Linked DNA regions of Homo sapiens: region 1 is linked to region 2. A link is an interaction called in ENCODE POLR2A ChIA-PET data of the cell type or tissue named here. Cell type or tissue: endothelial cell of umbilical vein. All regions are shown on one strand. Links, peaks and the distances in the headings refer to the core of each region. The heading gives the core; the rest is flanking DNA.

Evidence for each region. ChIA-PET counts read pairs that join two places held together with the same protein. Peaks named below come from ENCODE experiments on the same cell type or tissue, not always from the same donor. Only the 100,000 strongest peaks of a DNase experiment are listed, where the experiment ranks them.
Region 1: POLR2A ChIA-PET joins it to region 2 with 5 read pairs; 2 of 35 experiments call an interaction of 5 or more read pairs at or near these places.

The regions. Positions count from the first base shown.
Region 1 is chr9:122,441,181-122,452,412 of GRCh38, reverse strand. It overlaps a transcript of OR1J2 not described here. Among named protein-coding and RNA genes, the nearest start is that of OR1J1, 31 kb to the left of the region's middle. In endothelial cell of umbilical vein, for the core only: no CTCF peak of the experiment used is centred there; DNase peaks (open chromatin) are centred at 5,422 and 7,022; H3K27ac peaks cover 1,702 bases.
Region 2 is chr9:122,302,797-122,314,028 of GRCh38, reverse strand. MRRF (mitochondrial ribosome recycling factor) reads right to left here. Exons shown (of 7, transcript NM_138777.5): 6 at 643-802. Among named protein-coding and RNA genes, the nearest start is that of MRRF, 44 kb to the right of the region's middle. In endothelial cell of umbilical vein, for the core only: no CTCF peak of the experiment used is centred there; DNase peaks (open chromatin) are centred at 5,928, 6,888 and 8,108; H3K27ac peaks cover 2,916 bases.

The DNA.
Region 1 (11,232 bases), core at 3,085-8,084, 140 kb before region 2:
CAACCTAACCTATGGCATATGGCAAGATGACTGGTAAGCATGCCATTTACTGCTACTCCCTCAGAGCAACAGTGTCAAAAAGTTGAAAGGAGTTTTGACTCTGTGATACAATTGGTATTACCTTGGATGACCCAAAGTTGATCCTTAACCGGCTCAAACTCTACCAATTGTGGACAGATGGGCAGTGCTCCACAGTGATACCTGGAACCTGAGTTACTCTAATACTTATTCCTTGGGCTGGGCGCGGTGACTCACACCTGTAATCCCAGCACCTTGGGAGGCTGAGGCAGGTGGATCACAAGGTCAGGAAATCAAGACCATCCTGGCCAACACGGTGAAACCCTGTCTCTACTAAAAATACAAAAAATTAGCCGGGCGTGGTGGCAGGCACCTGTAGTCCCAGTTACTCGGGAGGCTGAGGCAGGAGAATGGCGTGAACCCGGGAGGCGGAGCTTGCAGTGAGCCAACACCGCACTACTGCACTCCAGCCTGGGCGACAGAGCGAGACTCCGTCTCAAAGAAAAAAAAAATTACTCCTTGGTGGGTGAAGTGTAATTATGCCCCCAGACCAGAGGGAACCTGGACTTTACTGAGCAATGACCTCCAGTAATTACACCAGTTATGGGAAATGTGTATGAGAAAATGGTATTTTTGCTGAGAAGGCTAGGAAATTGACATGATTATATTAATGTCCTGAACATTGTCTAATCTTTCTGCTACAGGTAATAAAGAATTTGTAGGCTACTTTATAAAAAATAAATGAAAATGGTTGCCAGAATAAAAAGGTATTTTGAGAAGTCAAACTAAAACTTCCAGTTGATGCAATACTCATGGAGATCTATTGGCCAAAGAAAGAAGTAAATTTAGCTTTTAAAAAGTGACATATGCAGCTCAACACCTCTGTTGAAGCCTGTAAAAATGCAGGTGAGGCCAGGCATGGTGGCTCACGCCTGTAATCCCAGCACTTTGGGAGGCCAAGGCTGGAGGATCACCTGAGGTTGGGAATTGGAGACCAGCCTGACCAACATGGAGAAACCCCATCTCTACTAAAAATACAAAATTAGCTGGGCTTGGTGGCGCATGCCTGTAATCCCAGCTACTCACGAGGCCGAGGCAGGAGAATCACTTGAACCCGGGTGGTGTAGGTTGCAGTGAGCTGAGATCGCGCCATTGCACTCCAGCCTGGGTAACAAGAGCGAAACTCCATCTCAAAATAATAATAATAATAATAATAATAATAATAATAATAATAATAATAATGCAGGTGATAGTGGAGAAAAAGGGAAGAGAGAAGATAGTCCAACTAAAAAAGATATATCAGAAATTTTTAAGTAAATATACTCATGGCTCAATGTGATTCTTGGGAAAGAATTCCAACTGCTCATTGAATAATATGGTCCTCATGGTTGCAGAGTTTTAAAATGTATTTTTGTGCATAAAATGTTATAGAAGTTACTACATTAAGGATCACTTTCTAAACTAGGTGATTTTGTCATTTGTGACAACATGGGTGAATCTAGGAGACATTATATTAAGTGAAATAAGCCAGGCACAGAAAAGCAGATACCACATGATCTCACTTATATGTGAAATCTAAAACAGTCAAATTCATAGAAGTAAAGAGTAGAACAGTGGTTAGCAGAGGAGGGGGATGGGGGAATGGACAGGGAAAAGCAAAACACTGCTTAAAGGGTACATAGTTTCCGTTCAACAGGAGGACTGGTTCCGGGATTTGTTGCACAGTATGATGACTATAGTGAACACCAACGTATTACAGATTTCAAAATGGCTGAAAGAGTAGATTTTAGATGTTCTCACCACAAAGAAATGATAAGCATTTGAGGTGATTATATGATAATTAGCTTGACTTGATCATTACATAATGTGTACGTGTGTAGAAACATCACATTATACCCTCACAAATATATATGTTTATTATTTGTCAATTACAATTAAATAAAACTTTTTAAAGATTTTTTTTTGAGACAGTGTCTTGCTCTGTCACCCAGGCTGGAGTGCAGAAGTGCAATCTTGGCTCACTGCAACCTCCACCTTCCAGGTTCAAGTGATTTGCGTGCCTCAGCCGCCCTAGTAGCTGGGACTACAGGTGTGCACCACCAAGCGCAGCTAATTTTTGTATTTTTAGTAGAGACGGAGTTTCGCCACGTTGCCTAGGCTGGTCTCAAACTCCTGGTGTCAAGTGATCTGCCCATCTCAGCCTCCCAAATTGCTGAGAATTACAGGCATGAGCCACCATGCACGGCCAAGAATTATTTTTTAAATGATAAGTAGATGAAATGTTAGATATGGTAATTAGCTTGATTTAACCTTTCTACAATGTATACATAGATCAAAACATCACATTGTACCACATAAATATATACAATTATTATTTGTCAATTAATATATATAATTATCTTTTAAATGCCCAAGGAACATATGGCAAAGAAGTATTGACAAAAGTCAGAGGTAAACTGGGAGGAAAGATTAACAGATGGAGTATAATCTTTTTTTCAGCCTCAAGAAAACCTGAGGACTTGACTCTCAGTTTTATTTCACGCAACAGTAATTCAAAGAATGTACAGCATACCCGATCTATGATAAACTAGGATCCGGCTATATAGTGAACCAGCATGCTGCACCTCTTTGTTGATTTGTTAACTAGTAACTGGATAACCAGCAATTGCTAGTAATTGACAAGAGGCAGCTGCACAGAAAAATGATAGATAGAAATACATCTCATAGGCCGGGCGCGGTGGCTCATGCCTGTAATCCCAGCACTTTGGAAGGCCGAGGCGGAAGGATCACGAGGTCAGGAGATCGAGACCATCCTGGCTAACATGGCGAAAACCTGTCTCTACTAAAAATACAAAAAATTAGCTGGGCATGGTGGTGGGCACCTGTAGTCCCAGCTACTCGGGAGGCTGAGGCAGGAGAATGGCGTGAACCCAGGAGGCAGAGCTTGCAGTAAGCCGAGATCGCACCACTGCACTCCAGCCTGGGCGACAGAGCGAGACTCTGTCTCAGAAAAAAATAAACTAAAATAAAGAAATACATCTCAGAGAGGGCTACATGACCATCAAGATGTAAAAGCCAAACAAGCCCCAGATCTGGTGCAATGCCCAAGCTGAGATAGTCTGGCTGTCTCTGTGACCATTCATATTCCAGTGTGAAATGATTGTAGATACAGGAAGATGAGCAGAGGATAAGCAAGGCCTCCACGGTGCTGTTGCAGTGCATAGTGTGGTGCCCATCATTTGTACTACTGTAAAGCTATATAAATTGTGGTGCTGGGTGAAGCCTGTTGTGTCTCATCAATCCCTACATAAGACCCCGCCTTCCCACTGATTTTGTATACTCACCTTGCAGAAACGTCATCTTGTTCTTACCCTACTTTTTTTTTTTACTTATTATCGCTTGTTTTTTTTTTTTTTTTTTGTAGACACGGCGTCTTGCTCTGTTGCCCAAGCTGGTCTCAAACTCCTGGGTGTATGGAAAAGAAAGAGAGGTCAGACTGTTACTGTGTCTATGTAGAAAGGAAGACATAAGAAACTCCATTTTGACTTGTACCCTGAAAAATTGTTTTGCCTTGAGATGCTGTTAATCTGTAACTTTGCCCCAACTTTGAGCTCACAGAAACATGTGTTGTATGGAATCAAGGTTTAAGGGATCTAGGGCTGTGCAGGATGTGCCTTGTTAACAGTATGTTTACAGGCAGTATGCTGGGTAAAAGTCATCACCATTCTCCATTCTCGAGTAACCAGGAGCACAATGCACTGCAGAAAGCCGCAGGGACCTCTGCCCAGGAAAGCCAGGTATTGTCCAAGGTTTCTCCCTACTGAGATAGCCTGGATATGGCCTCTTGGGATGGGAAAGACCTAACCATCCCCCAGCCTGACGCCCGTGAAGGGTCTGTGATGAGGAGGATTAGTAAAAGAGGAAGGCCTCTTGCAGTTGAGATAAGAGGAAGGCCTCCGTCTCCTGCCTGCCCCTGGGAACTGAATGTCTCAGTATAAAACCCGATTGTACATTTGTTCTATTCTGAGGTAGGAGAAAAACTGCCCTATGGTGGGAGGCAAGACGTGCTGGCAGCAATACTGCTCTGTTACTCTTTACTCCACTAAGATGTTTAGGTGGAGAAAAGCATAAATCTGGCCTACGTGTATATCCACGCATAGTACCTTCCCTTGAATTTATTTGTGACACAGATTCCTTTGCACATATGTTTTCTTGGTGACCTTCTCCCCACTATCACCCTGTTCTCCTGCCGCATTCCCCTTGCTGAGATAGTGAAAATAGTAATCAATAAATACTGAGGGAACTCAGAGACCGGTGCCAGTGCAAGTCCTCCGCAGGCTGAGTGCCAGTTCCCTAGGCCCACTGTTCTTTCTCTATACTTTGTCTCTGTGTCTTATTTCTTTTCTCAGTCTCTCATCCCACCTGACAAGAAATACCCACAGGTGTGCAGGGGCTGGCTCCCTTCATCGGGCTCAACCAATCCTCCCGCCTTGGTCTTCCAAAGTGCTGAGATTACAGATGTGAGCCACAGCACTCAGCCTCGACTATTTTTAATTTATTTTATCTTGTCTGTTGTATGTATCCTTCTAAACAACCCTATTGTTTTTAGAACAGGATGAGACAGAAAAAGAAAAGAAAGAGAAGGAAGGAAGAAAGGAAAGGAGAGAGCAAATAAGGAAAGGAAGGAGGAGCGGAGGAAAGAAACCCAGCCAGTCAAGCACTTGGCTTGTTTTTTTTTTCATGTGAATCTGGAGCATCTCAGAATGCAACTTCCAGGAATCCCAAAGTATAGATTAACAGAAAGTCTAGTGTCTCTCCTGAACAAGCCCTTGTCTCATTTGATACGTACAGAGATACTTGAGTATGCTTCCCAGTATCCATAGGGCCAGGATTTCATTTTCCCTCTTTGACCAAAAGACAGAGGTGCTCCATAGAAGACAGATGACTCCATGCCCAGTAACAGAGGCTACAAGAATTAAAGAAAGAAGAAAGAAACACAAAAAGTGGCTCAACAGTCAAAGAGAGGTTTATTTTGGAGAATAAACCTGAGAGGGGCTTCTGGCCAAGTTAGGTCAGAGGCATTCTCTCTTACAGACTGAGAGGTTTTAAGGGTTCAAGGCAGAAGAGCTTATCACGGGCTTGGAATGTTTGTCTGTCTTGCTTATCTGGGAGGGAGGGTTTTTGTGTCTGTTCCCACACATCTTCCTGCAGCTGCAGGCATACCCCCTGAGTCTGCTTTTAGCTTCCCTATCTTCGTGCACCTAAAGGGAAAGGAATGTACTTATTAGGACCCACTGTTTTACTGGGGCCCATTGTGAGTGTGAAGTTTGGTGGTTACCCAAGAGACTTTCCCCCTCTCTCTGTGCCCAAGCTGTCTTATCTGTGTTTTACCGTCTGCTCTTTCTGGCTGCTTATTGTTAGAAGATAAGTGATTTCCTTGAAATGCATGAGGTTAGAAAGGGAGCTGGAACTTAAAGTGGAGCTGTTTGTCCAAGATAACAGTACTCCTGCTCTGTCAGAGGCCAGTAACTGGAAGGAGCTGGAGGGCCACTATTGCAACTAAAACTGGAACAATTCTTAGAGTTTCCCCAATAGATAAATCATGTAAAACTATTCTTACTACATGCTGAAAATTCAGCACTTAAAGAGCCCCCGACATTGTCAATATCCCGAGAATCCAAAGAACCTGATAGAATTTGTAAACCAACATAACTCTAATCTACCTTCATCACTTGTCCCTGGACTAGCATAAATACACACACACACACACGCACACACACACAACCAAGCCACACTATTCCATTACCTGAAAACTATTGTCCCCCAATATTAAGCTATCCCATACCAAAAGACAAAATAGCATTTCACTTTTATAGACATCCCTCATATTCCAAAATACTCACTCCTGTTCCTCAACCTGAGTTACCTACAAATGGGGAAGCTGAGTCACACCTCTGAGATATGACCATGAAAGCTCTGGGAATATTCTCAGTACTAGGGAAGAGGCAATGACATGCTCCATCTCCTTGGGCTGTCCTTTGCTTGCTAAGCTTGGAAAAGGTTGACCAGGCATGATGGCTCACGCCTGTAATCCCAGCAATTTGGGAGACCAAGGCGGGTGGATCATTTGAGCCCAAAAGTTTGAGACCAGCCTAGGCAACATGGCAAAACCCTGTCTGTACCAAAAAAAAATGCAAAAATTAGCCAAGTGTGGTGGCACATGTCTGTAGTTACAGCTACTCAGGAGGCTGAGGTGAGAGGCTCACTTGAGTCCAGGAGGCAGAGGTTGCAGTGAGCGGAGATCACTTCACTGCACTCCAGCCTGGGTGACAGAGCCAGACTCTATCTCAGAGAAAAAAAAAAGAAACAAACAAAACAAAACAAAACAAATTGGAGAAGTCATAGAGCAGAGTTCCCTGAGGGAAGAGCTGGGAGAGAGACTACCCTGTTCCCTTGGAGCACAAAGGGCCCTAAGGAGGCCTGGCAAAGGAAGGTTAAAGCATTACAGTTGGGACAGGGTCTCCAGACCACACAGGTCCTCACTCAGTGGTTCTGGGTCACTCTGTCTGCTAGGATGGGAAGTTAGGATGGTGCTGGGGACCAGAGGTGGGGAATGAGTCAGGGATCTGAAGCAGTATCAGGAAAACCTATGACCACTGTCACTCTGCTTCCCTCTTCTTGTATCCTTGTTCTCCCCTAGGGAGTTAATGAGTGGGAAATGTCAGGTGGCTGGAGCCTTCAGCTGAAGTGTGGTTTCTGAATAAATTTGCAGACACAGTGTGGAAAAGGCTTCTGCTTCTGGACAGTGGAAATAAAACATCTGGACACAGGAGGCGCCATGACTAAATAGCCCCGTCTATCATGTATGCCTTCCTCACTGCCCTCCATGGGAGAATGGTGGGTTCCAAAATGTCCATGAGTCAAACATGGGCAAAAAATCACTCTGAGTGTTTTGATAAGACCCCAGTGAATCAGGAAAGGCTTATTCATGTGTTATTGTCCAAATGAACCCAATGAAATCAAGCACTATCCATGTGTACAGAAAGGAATGAGGGGTCACTATGACTAAACCTCTGATTTTTACATGTTTGGTTAATCTAAGTGCAGACCAGGCAGGCTTCCAAGATTTAGCTATGACTGGTTACTTTACTAAAATATTTTCTCTTCCTCATAGTATAAATACTAACATTTGGGGATGGGGATGTTGACCACCTGCTGGGCATTGTGCTTTAACATGCTTTTGTTCAGCAAATCTTCTCAACTTTGAGATAGGTACTCCCATTGTCCCCACTTCACAGATGGAGAAACCGTGTCACAGAGAGGTTAGGTGACTTGCCCTAGATCACTTGCCTGATAAGAGGCAGGACCATATACCTAAAAAGTGGACCAGCACCCATTCTCTTAACCTCCATGCACATGACCTCTATTACAGGCAAACCATTTACTCTTTTCATGGAGAAGCCAAGAAGTCCAGGTACCAGTCTTGACTAACAATAAAAATGTCAGGATAATTAAGGTTCTTCCTCCCATCATGCTCCAATTTCTCCCTTCTTTAAAATGATCCTAATGGATCTCTAGGAATTTCTCCAACTCAGAGTCCCTAGGAGTCTGTTTTAAAGTTGAAGCTGTAAGAGACCAAGAGGCACCTTCAAGGAGAGGGGTTCCCGCCATTCTGGTTGGTCTCTGTCCCATCTGTAGTGACTTAAATGGAATGCTGCTCTTTAGATAGTGGCTTGAGGTCTGTTGCATTTCTTCTTTACATCTGTTCATAATTATAAATGTCCATCTAAGCATTATTTCATCTCGAAAATATTTATCAAGGGACCATTGTGTCCCAGGCACCATGCCAGGTGGGATGGGGTAACAAGGAACCAGACACAGTTCTTGTATTCAGGCAGCTCACAGTCTAGTGGGGAAGACAGTGTTGTAAGTACTGATTTAGTTCCAGGTCGTGTGTGTGAGAGGGTTGCCTATCGTGGAGGAACATCAGGAAGGCTTCCAAAAGGATGCAATATCTAATCTGAGGCAAAGGGTGAGGACTAATCACCAGGGCTAACAGAGAGAGGGAACGGGCATTTTCAGGCAGATGGAATAGTAAGTCCCTAAGGCAAGAAGCAGCAAGAAATATTTTACAATGGGCACATGGAATGCAAGAAGTCAGGGAGAAAGGCAAAAGATGGAGCAGAGCCCAGCAGGAGCCCATCATGGGAAGGAGATTAGCTTTAAGTCTGCAGGCCATGGAGAAGCTTGTGCAGCACAAACATCACTGTTATGGCTGAATTGTGCCCCTTCCAAAAAAAATATGTTGGAGTCCTAACCCCTAGTACCTCAGAATGTGGCATTATTTGGAGATGGGCCCTTTAGAGAGATAATCAAGTTAAGATAAGGTCATGAGGGTGGGTCATAATCCAACACGACTGGTGTCCTTATAAAGAGGAGAAGTTTGAATACAGAAACAGAAACACATGTGCATAAAGGAAGGCAATATGAAGAGACACAGAGAGAAGACAGCTATCTACAAGCCAGAGAGAAAGGTTCAGAACAGATCCTTCCATCACAGCCCTCAGAAGGAACCAATCCTGACAACACCTCAATTTCGGACTTCCAGCCTCCAGAACTGTGAGACAATACAAATACACTTCTGTTGTTTAAGCCATTCTGTTTGTGGTACTTTGTTACTGCAGCCCTATCAAGATAATACAATGATGTATTCAAACTTGCATTTTATAAAAACTGATTTGCCTACAATGTAGAGAATGGATTGAAAGGGGGCCGTCATCTCTGCAAGGAGCCTGGTTTGGAGACAAGACATGATAAAGGTCTCCATAAGGGCAGGAAGAGCTGACATGGAGAGAGGTGAACAGACTGAGAGACGTGGGAGAGGCAGAATCTCCAGGATGTGACCATAGGTTGGGTGTGGAAAATCAGGACTCAAGGGCCATGTCCAGTCCATGTTTGTAGCTCAGATAAACCTGTGACCAGAACACAGACTAGTCAACCACCTCATCAGGAATCTTAGACACAAGTTCTATACAAATAGGCAAGTCAGGAATACACTGCATAGTCACTACTTTCAGCTTTACACCCAGTTATTCTGGCTTTTGCCAGGAGGTGCCCCTAGCTTCAATGCCAGGTGTGACTTCATTTTTTCAACAAATATTTAGTGGCCACCCACGATGTGCCAGACATAGTACTAAGCTCCAGGAATATAGTGGTGAGGTAAAGGAAACAAGATCCCTGTGTATTAGGTCAAGGAGATGACAAATGTTAATCATATTAATTAATGAGTAATTATAAATCATCATACGAGTTATAGAGGAAGGGAACAGAATTCTATGAGTGCATATAACAGGGTGCCTTATTCCAGAAAAGTGATGGCTGAGATGACATCCAAAGGACAACAGACAAGTAGGAGAAGCATCCTGGAAGAGGACATCATGAGCCAATGTAGGTAGCCAAATTTATCCTTTGATAAATGCTGATTAGCTCTTCTTCCCATGCCTACTTTCCCCAGGGGCTTCATCTTGCTTCTTCAATGTGCCAGGCTCCTGCCTACATTGGCTCATTCATGGTGTCCTCATCCTGGATGCTTCTTCTACTTGTCTATTGCCCTTTGAAAATCAGCTCAGTCATCACTTTTGGGAAGTCATCAATGGGCTTTGGAATTCCTGAAACAGAGTAGGGACTCAATCAATATTTACTAAATGAAGAGAGGATTTGTGTGGGGTTGAATAGTGTTCCCCAAAAATTTATGCCCACCTTAAACCTCAGAATGTGACCTTATTTGAAAATAGAGTCATCTACGCAGATGTAATCAAAAAGACAAGGCCATAGTGGATTAAAGTGGGCCTTAACCTGATGGCTGGTGTCCTTATAAGAAGAGAGAAATTTGGACACAGATTTGCAAAGGGGTGGAAACCAATGCCTCTAGAACACAGCCACATGAAGACAGAAGCAGAGACTGAAGTGTTGCATCTACCAGATGAGGAACAATAAAGATTGCCCACAACCACCAGAAGCTGGGAGAGAGGCATGAACAGACTCTCCCTCAGAGCCTCCAGGAGGAACCAACCCTGCTGACACCCTGATATTTGACTTCTAGCCTCTAGAACTGTGAGAGAACAAATCTCTATTGTTTTAATCTACCAGAGGCAATGGTATTTAGTCACAGCAGCCCCAGAAAACTAACACAGACTTTAATCTAAAAAGTTAGATGATTAAATATTGATTACTAAAAGATCACTGTAGTTGCAGTGCAGAGAATGGATGGAAGAGCAGGTTTCGAGAGGGGATATGGAAATGCCAAATACATCATTAAAATGAAACCACAATAATCTAGATGGGAAATGATGGCTTTTCCCAGAGTGTTGATGGAGGAAGTATAAAGAGTTACAAGATTCAAGAGAGTTAGGAGCTAAGATCATGAAGATCCTTGAAGAAACAAAGCCCATGCTGACAGATAATAGAATGGAAAAAAATTGAAAAACTGTTCTAATTTGAGCAACACCTGCTCCTCTCCCCACCATGTGCTTCTAACTCTAGCCACCCTGATTCCCACAGCCAAAAATCCCTTCCATTGTCCTCCGTGTTTTGCATAGCTCAGCCCCCTGCTGCTAGTTTCTCCTTTATCAGACACTTCACAGTCTCTCTAACATGTATCATGTGTGTTCCACTTCTGTGTCTCTACCCTGGCTTCCTTCCCTCCATTCCCCCAACAACACTTGGTACATCATTCTTCTTGAGCTTCCTTTTGGGGTCATTTGCCCTACAGGTATCTATATTTCCAACATCATTACCATCGATCTATCTGCCTATTTCCAGAAGCAGATCATCTTTTGTGTTGAAGTTTATTCTGAATGACTTTTGAAAATAGAACAAGACCCAATATGTGTAAGAATTGGGAGAGAAATTCCTGGCACATTGTAAGGAAAACACTCAAAAGTCAGAGTTGTTGAAAGGTGACGTCCACCACCCCTAGAAGAGGGTATGATAAAGACAGTTTATACATCGGGCAGCAGTTGAATAGAGGATATCAAAGGTCACTTACAACTCAGAAAAACTGTTTAATATTAAAGAGTTTCAGACTCCTTATTTTCAGAACTGAAAACAGTGATATTTTGTAACAAGGTGTATGTCCAAATCACACAAAATCTAGAAAATGTACCAGTTTTAGACATTGGTTATAATTTTATTGGGCCATAGAGCTTTCCACTG
Region 2 (11,232 bases), core at 3,445-8,444:
CGAGACCTTCCTTCTATTATCTAGCCACTCTGTTTTCTTTATTCATTCCCTAGTCTTATCCTACGTTCAAACCCCAATGATCTTAACTGAATATTGTTTTTATATCACCTTACCTTTGTACATATGGTTACACTTTTCCCCCTTGTCTCTCACTATTTTACTCCAGCAGCTTAAGACTTATTCAAGTGCCACTACTCAGCACACTGAGAACACTAAGTGCTCAATTCTCAGCAACCGGAAAACCAGACAGGAGAGCATTAGCGTAGAGGCTCTGAAATCCGTCTGCCTAAGTATGGATCCGATTTCTACCAATTTCCAGCAGTGTGATTTCGGGCAAGTTATTTAACTTGCCTGAATCTCAGTTTCCTTACTACCTACCTCATAGTTTTGTAGTGATGAGGGTAAATGAAGTAATATAAAGTGTTCAGCACAAAACCTGGTACACAATACAAGTGTCTTATCCTCCTCTATGGATCCCTCTGAATCTGGCATTAGGCTAGGCCCAGAACAGAGACTCAGACAATGGTGATAATGTGAATGAAAGATCAGAGGTATTCTGTTTTAACTGTCCTCACCTCAAACATGAACAAATGATTCCTTATGCTGAATACACAGACACTACTACATTGCTGGCAATAGTACCTGTTTCTCTATTAGCCTAATGGTGTCCTCTGAGACTGTATCCTTGGATTTCTTCAGCTTGTTCATTGAGTTGGTGCGAACCTTCCGTAAAGAGTCTTTGGCCTTGTTGGTGTTCTGTTTGGCCAGTTTCACCAGCATTTCTCTGTGCTCTCTGGTTACTCTGATAAAAGACAAAAGACATTCAACAAAATCATTCTATACATTAACTGCTGGCCAAGAATTTAACATCACTCTGTCAACCAGTTCAGCAGTTTGTAACTTTCCTCTCTGTGGGCTGAACTCCTGGAATTTCCAGGAGGAGGAAAACGCATGTATAAAGGCTTTAAGTTGCCCAAACATGGGCAAACTGGGTTTGACTTTGTAGAAGGTACCAAACTTCCCAGTGAGAGAACTGGGATTCAAATCCCAATATTTCTGGCCTGTATTCTTTCTGCTACTCTTCTAATCTATTTCAAGTAAATCATGCACTGCTGCCATTACTTCTGCTTCCAGGCAGAAAGCTCTTCACAGTCAGTAATATGAAGCTTGGGACTGAAAAGGACAAAACCATCAAGAGCCCATGCTTCATTTAAGGAATTGGCTGGAGCACTGATAACAAAGAAAGGAGTGACAAGAAAAGAGGCTGGGAAGCCATATCACAGACAGTCTTGCAAGGTCACGAACCACGTTTTACAGATGAAGAAAATGAGGCCCAAAGAAATTTGGTACCTTATACAAAGTCAGACCCAGTCAAACCCAAGCTGGCCTGTCACAAAAGCCAATGGTCTTAGTATGACAGCATTCCTCTGCCCCCTGGGTCCTGAAATGGACATGCTTATGCTTCCTTACTCTCAAATCAACACGGTTCTTGCTCAAGGAAGGACAATCCTAAGTTCTGGGTACATGTTCAGTGTGGAATAGTGATGAGCAGCTGTTAAAGATTTAGTAACATCTACCTTACATTTTCTCTGCTGAGAAAAAAAATTAAAGAATTTTGAGAAAGAATAAGCTCTGAAGTGAACAGTTGTATTTACGTAAATCCTTTTGGATTCAGCTATTTGAAGGTATTCTCAAAACAACAATGAGTCTAATTACTACTATTATTAAACCGTTCTATGCCACATGAGTACTTTAAGTGTGTTACTTCATTGAATCCTCACAACTCTTCAAATGAGGAAACAGGCTCACAGATGTTAAGTGACTTGCCCATGAGCATGAGTGAGAGAACTGGGATTCAAACCCCGATCTTTCTGGCCTGTATTCTTTTTACTCTTGTAATCTATTTCAAGTAAATTATGCACTGCTGCCATTACTTCTGCTTCCAGGCAGAAAGCTCTTCAAAGTCAGTAATATGAAGCTTGGGACTAAAAAGCACAAAACCACCATGTCAGGAGTTTAGGGATTTGGATCAGATCTTGTTACTTTTATGGTTTTTAATTCATTGAACAAAAATCATGCTGACATGTTTAGGTCTCTTTTTTGTTCTGCCAAAGCATATGTCAGTATAAGGAAGGAACAGGAAAATTAAAACTTGATCCACTGATTCAAGAACTTAATCCTGCTGAAATACTAAGAGGGGCAGAAAATAAATGAATCTAAGTCTTTAAGAAACCTCATAAACTTCTCCAAAAAGAACATACTGAAGTATTTCAATATTGCATTTCACATAATTTCAAATAGGTATCTCACTGTTTAGAAAATGCTTAATCAAAGAAAAAAAATTATCTGATCAACTTTTCTTTTCACTACAATGTTATATTTTAAATGGAGGAAAAAACATACATTAAAAAATATAAAATGAGACTCAAAAAAATCTTAAGAATTAAAGGCTACAGAAAGAAAACAAAATCATAATATAGGTAATTTGGCCTTAATAAAATGTATTACTTTGTATTTATTAATGCAAATGTGACATTACCACACTATTAACACCAGTTTCCACATGTAATCGTGTCCAATCACTGACATTGTCAAAAATATTTCCATTTCAGGATGCAAAGAGGCAATAATCAAAAAGATACTACAAGGAAATGGAGAGTGGAGTGCAGTGAGAAGGGAGAAAGGGAGGGAGGAAGACAAACCATGCTGGACACAGGGAGGGCTGAGGGGGAGAAGGGCATGTGTGTGCTGGTTCAGGGTACTGAGCTGAAAGGTATCTAAAATACAAGATCAGAAGCAGTTAGGGTGATGGCAAGGCACTGGTTTTGAAGTCAGACAGACTAGGTTCATACCTGTATCTATTGCTCAGAAGCTGACTATCCTTGGGCAAGTTACTTAATCTCTGTGAGCCTCAGTTTCCTTATCTCTAAAATGAAGATTTAAAAAGACACCTTACAGGAGGATTAGGAGAAGCAGACACAACAGATAAAGTACCAATAAAGAGAGCAGCATATATAGTAGCCTTGAATAAATGATAGTGTTTATGAATGTTTTAATCAAACATGTTTAATTACTTCCTCATGAAACAATGAGGGCATATCTGTTTTAGAAAATAAACATATTTTATTATGGAAATATTTTCATTCTTTTCCAAATGTGATTAATACATCTGATCATCTCCACCTTGCATTCCTGGGTTTCTGTGAGTATGCACTAGAGTTTGTATTCCAGGCTTCTGAACTCAGCTGGTTAGTTCTGAGTACCCACTTTAAGTTGATGTGCATTCACCCATCAAGCACTGACTGAGCCTCCTACGCTCTGTGCCAGTTCTTGGGCCAGACCAAGGAGCTCCAGAAGAGGCAGACCTGGCCCACCTTTTCCAGAGGCTCAGACTAGTGGTGGAGACAAACTTGTCAGCCACTACGTAGAAAGAGGATGACTGTTGCTAGTATCTACTGCGGAAGGAGCATACAGAAAACACAACACTTCTATCTTGAGATTTGGAAACCGCCTTATGGATGCACAGTAACTTGTTAGCTGCAGAAGAATGCAAAGTGCATTTTGGGAAGCACAGTGGGAGATGTAGTGGAGGGACAGCATGAAGCTGAAAAGGGTACATCCCAGTCAAATATACTCTACAGGCCTGGAGTTTTCAAATTCTTCTTTAGCCACAAACCCCTGGCTCCAAAGAAAACTGAGGCAGAGGCCCCATTTGCAAAACAGATAAAAAGAGACTACTTCAGTTGATGAGGAGGAGCGGTGGGCTCTATCCCAGGCTACAAAACTCAGATCCGACCCCACTTCTGGGCCTGCCACTTACAAGCTGAGTGACCCTATGCAAGTTATTTAAACCGTCTGAGCCTTGCTCTTCTCATTTGGAAACAGAAATTAAAAACAAACAAATGAAACAGAACCTCCCTTTCAGAGTTATTGTGAGATTTAGATGAGGTAATACATGGGAAGCATCCAGTACAAGGCCTGATAGAGAATAAACACTCAGGAAATGTAAACTGTCTCTGCTGCTGTTGTTGGTTACATTTTTGGAAGCCCTGAAGCATCTTCAAATAATGAAAGTTTTTAATCAACAGAGGAATGACAGAGCAAAGATCTATGCTATGGCAAGATGACTTTTTGAGATCTCACTGGTAATTTAACATCTCACAGACATTTTAAAATCCAAACGCTCTCAGCATGTAGCCCTGAAATTTTCTCTTTTCAGGATTCATTCATTCAATCTATAGCTTCATTCAACAACTACTTACTAGGCACCTACATTATAGACATTATGACAGAAAAAAGGGAGATAGCATTAAATACACAGGAGTTTACCATTTGGCAAGGAAGGCAGTCATTACACAAACACATGCAAATTAATGAATAAATTACAGTGGTAATATGCACCATAAAGACATATAGAGGTTCTACAAAAATAATTAAGTGGGGAAAGGAGTCTGACCAACCTTTCTTTGTGGGACCCCAGGAACTAAATGTGGAGATACTGAGGCTAAGTGATATTTAAGTTGCCTAAGAGTTGGGGGGATAGTGGAAGATCATTCTCACCACAGGGAATAGCATATATAAGAATATAGCTCTTATAGGATGAAAAAAAGGTGATAGTATAGAAAGAAGAAGGCAAAGACTATCCCAAAAGAGAAGGGTGGAGAGGCTGGCAAGAGCAAGGCTTTGTAAGCCCTTCAATGTCTTAGTAGGTCTTAGTAGATCCACTGACAGCTCAATAAACAAAATATGGTATATGCATATAATATTATTGAGCCTTAAAAAGAAATGAGAATGTGATATGTGCTATCACATGGATGAACCTTAGCATAAAAAACAGTTAGCATAAAAAACATTATGCTAAGTGAAATATGCCAGACTCACAGAGACACATATTGTATGATTCCACTTACATGAAGTTCTTAAGAGCTGCCAAATTCATAGAGACGGAAAGTAGAATAGTAGTTACCAGGGGCTGGGGGAAGAGGTAAGTGGGGAGTTGTTTAATAGGTACAGAGCTTTGCAGGATGAAGAGCATTCTAGAGATTGCTTATACAGCAATGTGAATATACTTAATGTCACTGAACTGTACACTTAAAAAATGACTAAAATACAAGCCTGGACAAGTCAGTGAGACCCCATCCCTACAACACACAATAAAATTAGCCAGGTGTCATGGTATGCGCCTGTAGTCTCGGCTACTTGGGAGGCTGAGGCGAAAGGATCACTTGAGCCCAGGAGTCTGAGGCTGCAATGAGCCATGATTATGCCACTGTACTTTAGCCTGGATGAGACAGCATGACCCCATCTTTTTTTTTTTTTTTTTTTTTTTGGAGATGGAGTCTTGCTCTGTCACCCAGGCTGGAGTGCAGTGGTGTGATCTCGGCTCACTGCCACCTCCGCCTCCTGGGTTCAAGCGATTCTCCTGCCTCAGCCTCCTGAGTAGCTGGGATTACAGTCACAAGCCACCATGCCTGGATAATTTTTGTATTTTTAGTAGAGACGGGGTTTCGCCATGTTGGCCAGGCTGGTCACGAACTCCTGATCTTAAGTGATCTGCCTGCCTCGGCCTCCCAGAGTGCTGGGATTACAGGCGTCAGCCACCGCATCCGGCCTGACCCCATCTTAAAAAAAAAAAAAAAAAAAGACTAAAACAGTACATTTTAAAAATGCATATTTTACATTAAAATAAGAAGAAACTTGATCAGATTTGTAGTTTGTGTAGACAGCAATATACAAACCAGATCTAAATACATGGCAAGAGTCTGACCAGGAGCCTTTAGGCAGGTAGACAGGGAGCTCAGGACCCACCCTGTTGCAGTTTCTTGGCTGGGTGAGGAAGCCTTTTCCGCTAGGGTCAGAGAGCCTCTAGCACAAGGCAGGGGTTTTGGCTGAGCTGGCAGGGTCATACTTTGTTTGTACAAGCTCCACCAGGCAGATCTTCCAGTAACATCCTGGATGGGGGCCTTCCTGAAAAATTCCTTGAGCATGTTCCTATGAACAATAAGCAGAGGGCATGCCCCACTGCTAACTCACACAACAGAGAATCCCACTGACTGAAATGATACTTCCTATTGTTTCAATGAGAATGCAACACATGTACAAAGCTATACACCAGGTGCATATCAGAGGAAGCCAGGCTCAGCTCAGGTAATGACAGCAAAAAAGTTGTTAATGCAACAGACACTCAACTTCAGAAGGCTCTTTGGACACTTGAAGGGGGCTTTAAAATGTAGAAAGGACACGGTTTAGGGCCAAAAAGACCTAAGCTGAAATCCCAGCTCTGCCACTTGTTAGCTTCAGAATTTTGAGTATGCTATTCAGCCTCTCCAAACTCAGTTTTCTCCTACATAAAATGGGAGTAAGAATATTACAAAGAGGGTGGAAGGGAGGATTAAATGAAATAATGGGGGATAAGTACTTGGCGTGCTGTCAATATGTATGCATTGTAAGAGCTCAACAAAGGATAGCTGAGTAAATTATTCTTACTACAGAATCTCCAGGACTTCTCTCCTGGGGAGAATAGGATGCGAGTGGTGAGAGAGAAAATGGTCACAAAGGATTTAGCCACTTGGTGCTTAGGCAACTGAGCAGATAGTGAGCAGAGAGAAACAGAATGGGAACAGAGGAGAGCAGAAGGCAATGGGGAAAGCAGGGGACAGGAATTCTGCTCCAGCAGCTGTGGGGAGCAGGCTAAGGGAGAAGGAAGCTGCACTTTCAAGGAATGGCCTATCAAGATACATTCCTGACATTGCCACTGACAGAAACCTTGCCACCTCCTCCCTGGGCTTCCGGGACTCCCCCCTACAGGAGCATGGGCCTGAAATCAGCAGCACCACGTTCCTGCTTCACTGTTTGCCAGTGGGAGCTGCCCCATGCCTTGGGGCTGCCGGTCCTGACGGAAATGTTTTTGTTTGTGTAGCCCAGCCAGATTTCCTATGCTTCTAGGGACACCACCCTCGCCTCATCCCACTAGCCTGTTTTACGTACATTAATGTCTCATAAAGACATTAGATCTTCTGTAGGTGTCCCTTTAGCCCAAGGAAATCATACATTTTGGAAGGACTTCTAATACCAGTAGTAATTTTGGTTCTCTCTGGGGACACAACTGGGCACCTGCTTTCAAAGGACCATTCTGTGACTGATGCCTGGTTAAACCAGACATACCATTCTGAAATACAGCCCAGCCTGACCAAATGAGAAAGGAGGTTAAGGTCGGGGTCACAGCTCCACATTCCCAGCTGAGTGGTCTTAAGTCACTTGTCTTCTCTTTCCCTGTCGCCACAGAAGGATGGAAACCCAAGTTTTGGGGTGAGTAGACATAACTCTTGCCTCAGCTCCATCATACATGCGAAAAAGCACAAGTTTGGTGGTCAAAGCAAACCTGATTTCCAATTCCAGCTCTGACACTTACAAGTTGAGTACCTGTGGACTTTAATTTTTCCTCTCTGAACGCAAGGTTGTCAGGTGAAGCACTTAAGAGAACGGGCTCTGAAGTCAGACTGTTGGGGCTTGAGGTCCAGATCTATCAGTTTTTAGCTTTGTGGCCCTGGGCAAGTTATTTCACCTCTGCCTCAGTTTTTCCATCTGTCAAATGTGTATAATACCATTTACTTCACTGTTCTCCTCTGTTCCCATTCGGTCCCTCTTACAACAACTTAATTATTGTGAGGATTAAACAAGCTAATAAATGTGCTGGTACATGGGATGTACTCAATACACATTATCTGTTATTTCCTCAACTGTCAAGTGCAGGGGGATGAGGGAGGCCATACAGGATTTTTCCACAGTGTTATGAGCAAATGAGAGAAGACAGCTGAAGAACTTTGCATATATAGGTAATAAACTATTTTAAGTTATCAATAATATTATTAATAAAAGTAATTGTGATGTTTCCTACTGGGGGAGAACACAGCATAGTGGCTACAAGCCCAGGCTCTGGAGAAAGACAGCCTGTTCTTTTACTTATTAACTGTGTAACACTGGGCACAAAAAAACCCATTCCTCTGTGACTTAGTTACCTCATCTGTAAGATAGAGATAACATACTGATCTCAAAAGTTGTTACGAGTATATTAGCTAATACATAAATGGCACCTGGAACAACAGTTGGCACAATGTTCCAGAAACAATGATTACATTATTGCATACTTACTACATGCTAGGCTCTGTTTGAGGGCCTAGGAATACAGCAATGAACAAAACTGACAAAGCTCTTCCTCTCTCCTCTCAAAGCACTCACATTCTAGTGAAAGAGAGACAGACACAGTAAACAATTAAGTAGATAAAGTGACACAAAGTGTATGAAGAAAATAAAGCAAGAGAAGAAGATAAGGAGAGACCAAATTATTATCACAGCAAGGCCCACTTATATTTGCCCAGCCACCTGACCCCAGTGTCATCTGCTCCCCTTCAGTACTAATAATAATGATAACTGCTACAGAGCCATTTCCCTGTATCAAGCTCTGAGCTGATGCATTCTCCATGCATTAGCTCAGTAAATCTTCATAACATTCCTATGACATTAGTGGTATTAGTACCTGGATTTTACAGATTAGAAAGTGGACAGCCTGGACAACATGGTGAGACCCCATCGTTACAATTTTTTTTTTTTTTTTTTTTGAGATGAGTCTCAGTCTGTCTCCCAGGCTGGAGTGTAGTGGCATAATCTCGGCTCACTGCAAACCTCTGCCTCCCAGGTTCAAGTGATTCTCCTGCCTCAGCCTCCTGAGTAGCTGGGACTATAGGCACGTGCCACCACACCAGGCTAATTTTTGTATTTTTAGTAGAGATGGGGTTTCGCTATGTTGGCCAGGCTGGTCTCGAACTCCTGACCTCTGGTGATCCACCTGCCTCAGCATCCCAAGATGCTGGGATTACAAGTGTGAGAGAGAGTGCCCAGCTACAAAGGTTTTTTTAAAAAATTAGCTGGGCATAGTGGGGCATGCCTGTATTCCCAGCTACTTGAAAGGCTGAGGCCGGAAGATCCTTGAGCCCAGGAATTCGAAGTGGCAGTGAGCTATGATCATGCCACTGCACCCCAGCCCGGGTAACAAAGCAAGACCCTGTCTGGAAAAAAAAAAAAGTGGGAAGTGGGGGTTCAGACAGATCAAGTAACCTGCCCAAGGTCACACAACAAGTTCTTGGCAGACACAGGATTTGAGTCCAGTATAGCCTGACTCCTAAATTCCAGGCCTTCTGCTCTATTTCCTCTCTTGTTGGTGCTAGACAAATCTAGCAACTATTCTTACCAGTGGTGGTAATAACAGTACTACTCTCACATTAAGACCGGCTTAGATATATAATTCATGCTACTCCCCAACACGTCCAAGAGCAGTAAGGAGAAAGAAGAGAGGGAATTTATGGAGGAATGCAATGGAATAGTGATCTGATCTGTGGTAGTCAACCGGTAGGTACCATAAATAGGTGCATGATACAAGGCATGGAGAAGAGAGGAGGGGCAGAGACAAGAGTAGCCTGTCCTTTTGGGTGCAATTTTTGCATAAGTGTTGGTGGCAACTTGCTCTTCAGCCTATCCTACGCTTTCGATTCTTGACTGAACATCCTTGTGTGTTTCAATTGGTACATCTACGCTGGGAAGGAGCCCCATTCCACACACTTGGGACCTGCAATAGCAAGATGCACTCCTAAAAAGCCACAGGCCAGGTGGGAAGCAACACTGAGCAGAAGACAGGTGTTCAAAAACTGCATGAAGGCTTACCCAGGCCTGGAAAGTAGAAAGAAACAGTGTACTGGAACAAACCAGGAGAATGAATGACTCTGCAAATGCAGCAATGGCAAGCAGGCAGTGGGAATAAAAAGGCTAAAGAAGCAGCTGCAGTTGCTCAAATGCAGTTTGTGGCTGCCCCAGCCCAAGTCAGGTCATGAGGCATTCATCTTTGAGAGTTTTTTTCTTTCAATATCCCTAAAGGGTGTGTGTGTGTGTGTGTGTGTGTGTGTGTGTGTGTGTTAGAAAAGGGTATTACCAGTATTTCCTGGAATGTACAAACTACAGACACTACTCTGTGTGTGTGTGTGTGATGTAGAAAAGGGTATTACCAGTACTTCCTGGAATGTACAAACTATAGACACTACTCTGTAACAAGATCCACAAGGCAATATAGCAGCTAGCACAGGCAGGCCACTGAAAGGAAGTAGGTTTCACGTCGGCAGCCCAAGGAGCAAATGTGATTACATGGCAAGAGCCCGGGCTTTGGAAACAGACAGATTCAAGTTTGAATAACGGCTCCTTCACTTACTAATCTATGACCATGAGCAAGTTACTTAAACTTTCGGATCCCTAGTTTCCTCCTCTGTATTAAATCCATCTCAAAAGGGCATTTCTAGGCAGCCAAAAGAACAATGCGATCACCATGAAAATACGTACACAACTTTCGGAAGCTGAGGTGAGGATTGCTTGAGCCCAGGAGCTCAAGAAAAACCTGGGAAACACTGTGGGACCTCATCTCTACAAAAAATTTAAAAATTAGCCAGGCTTGGTGGCTCATGCCTGTAGTCCCAGCTACTCAGGAGGCTGAGTGGGAGGATCGCTTGAGCCCAGGAGGTTAGGGCCACTAATTGTGATTGTGCCACTGTACTCGAGCCTGAGTGACAAAGTAAAAGCCTGTCTCAAAAAGATAAAATTAAAAAGTACACAAGATATTAAGTCAAAGGGGGAAAAAAACAAGTTGTGGTATTGTAGACATTTCATCCCACTTATGTAAACTAAATATATATATATATATAATATATTTATTTAGGTTTGCATATTCATCTTTTGAAATCTGGAAGGATATACTGACAATGGTTACTTCTGGGAAGAACAACTGGGGAACAATAAATGAACTTTTCGTTATACTTCTGTAGGATCTGAATTTTTGGGATAAACTTATGTTATTTTTGCAATTAAAAAAGATGAAAGCCATGTATCTGATAAGAGTCTAATATCCAGAATATATAAAGAAATCATGTAACACAAGAACAAACAATCCAATTATAAAATGGGCAAAGGACTTGAATAGACATTTTTCTACAGAAGATATACAAATGGCCAACAAGCACATGAAAAGAGCTTAGCACCATCAGTCATCAGGAAAATGCAAATCAAAACCGTAATAAGATACCACTCCACAGCCTCTAGGATGATAATCATAACAAGTGTTGGCAAAGGAATGGAGAAACTGAAATCCTCATATATTGCTAGTGGGAATTTAAAATGTGCAGTCCTTGTGGAAGT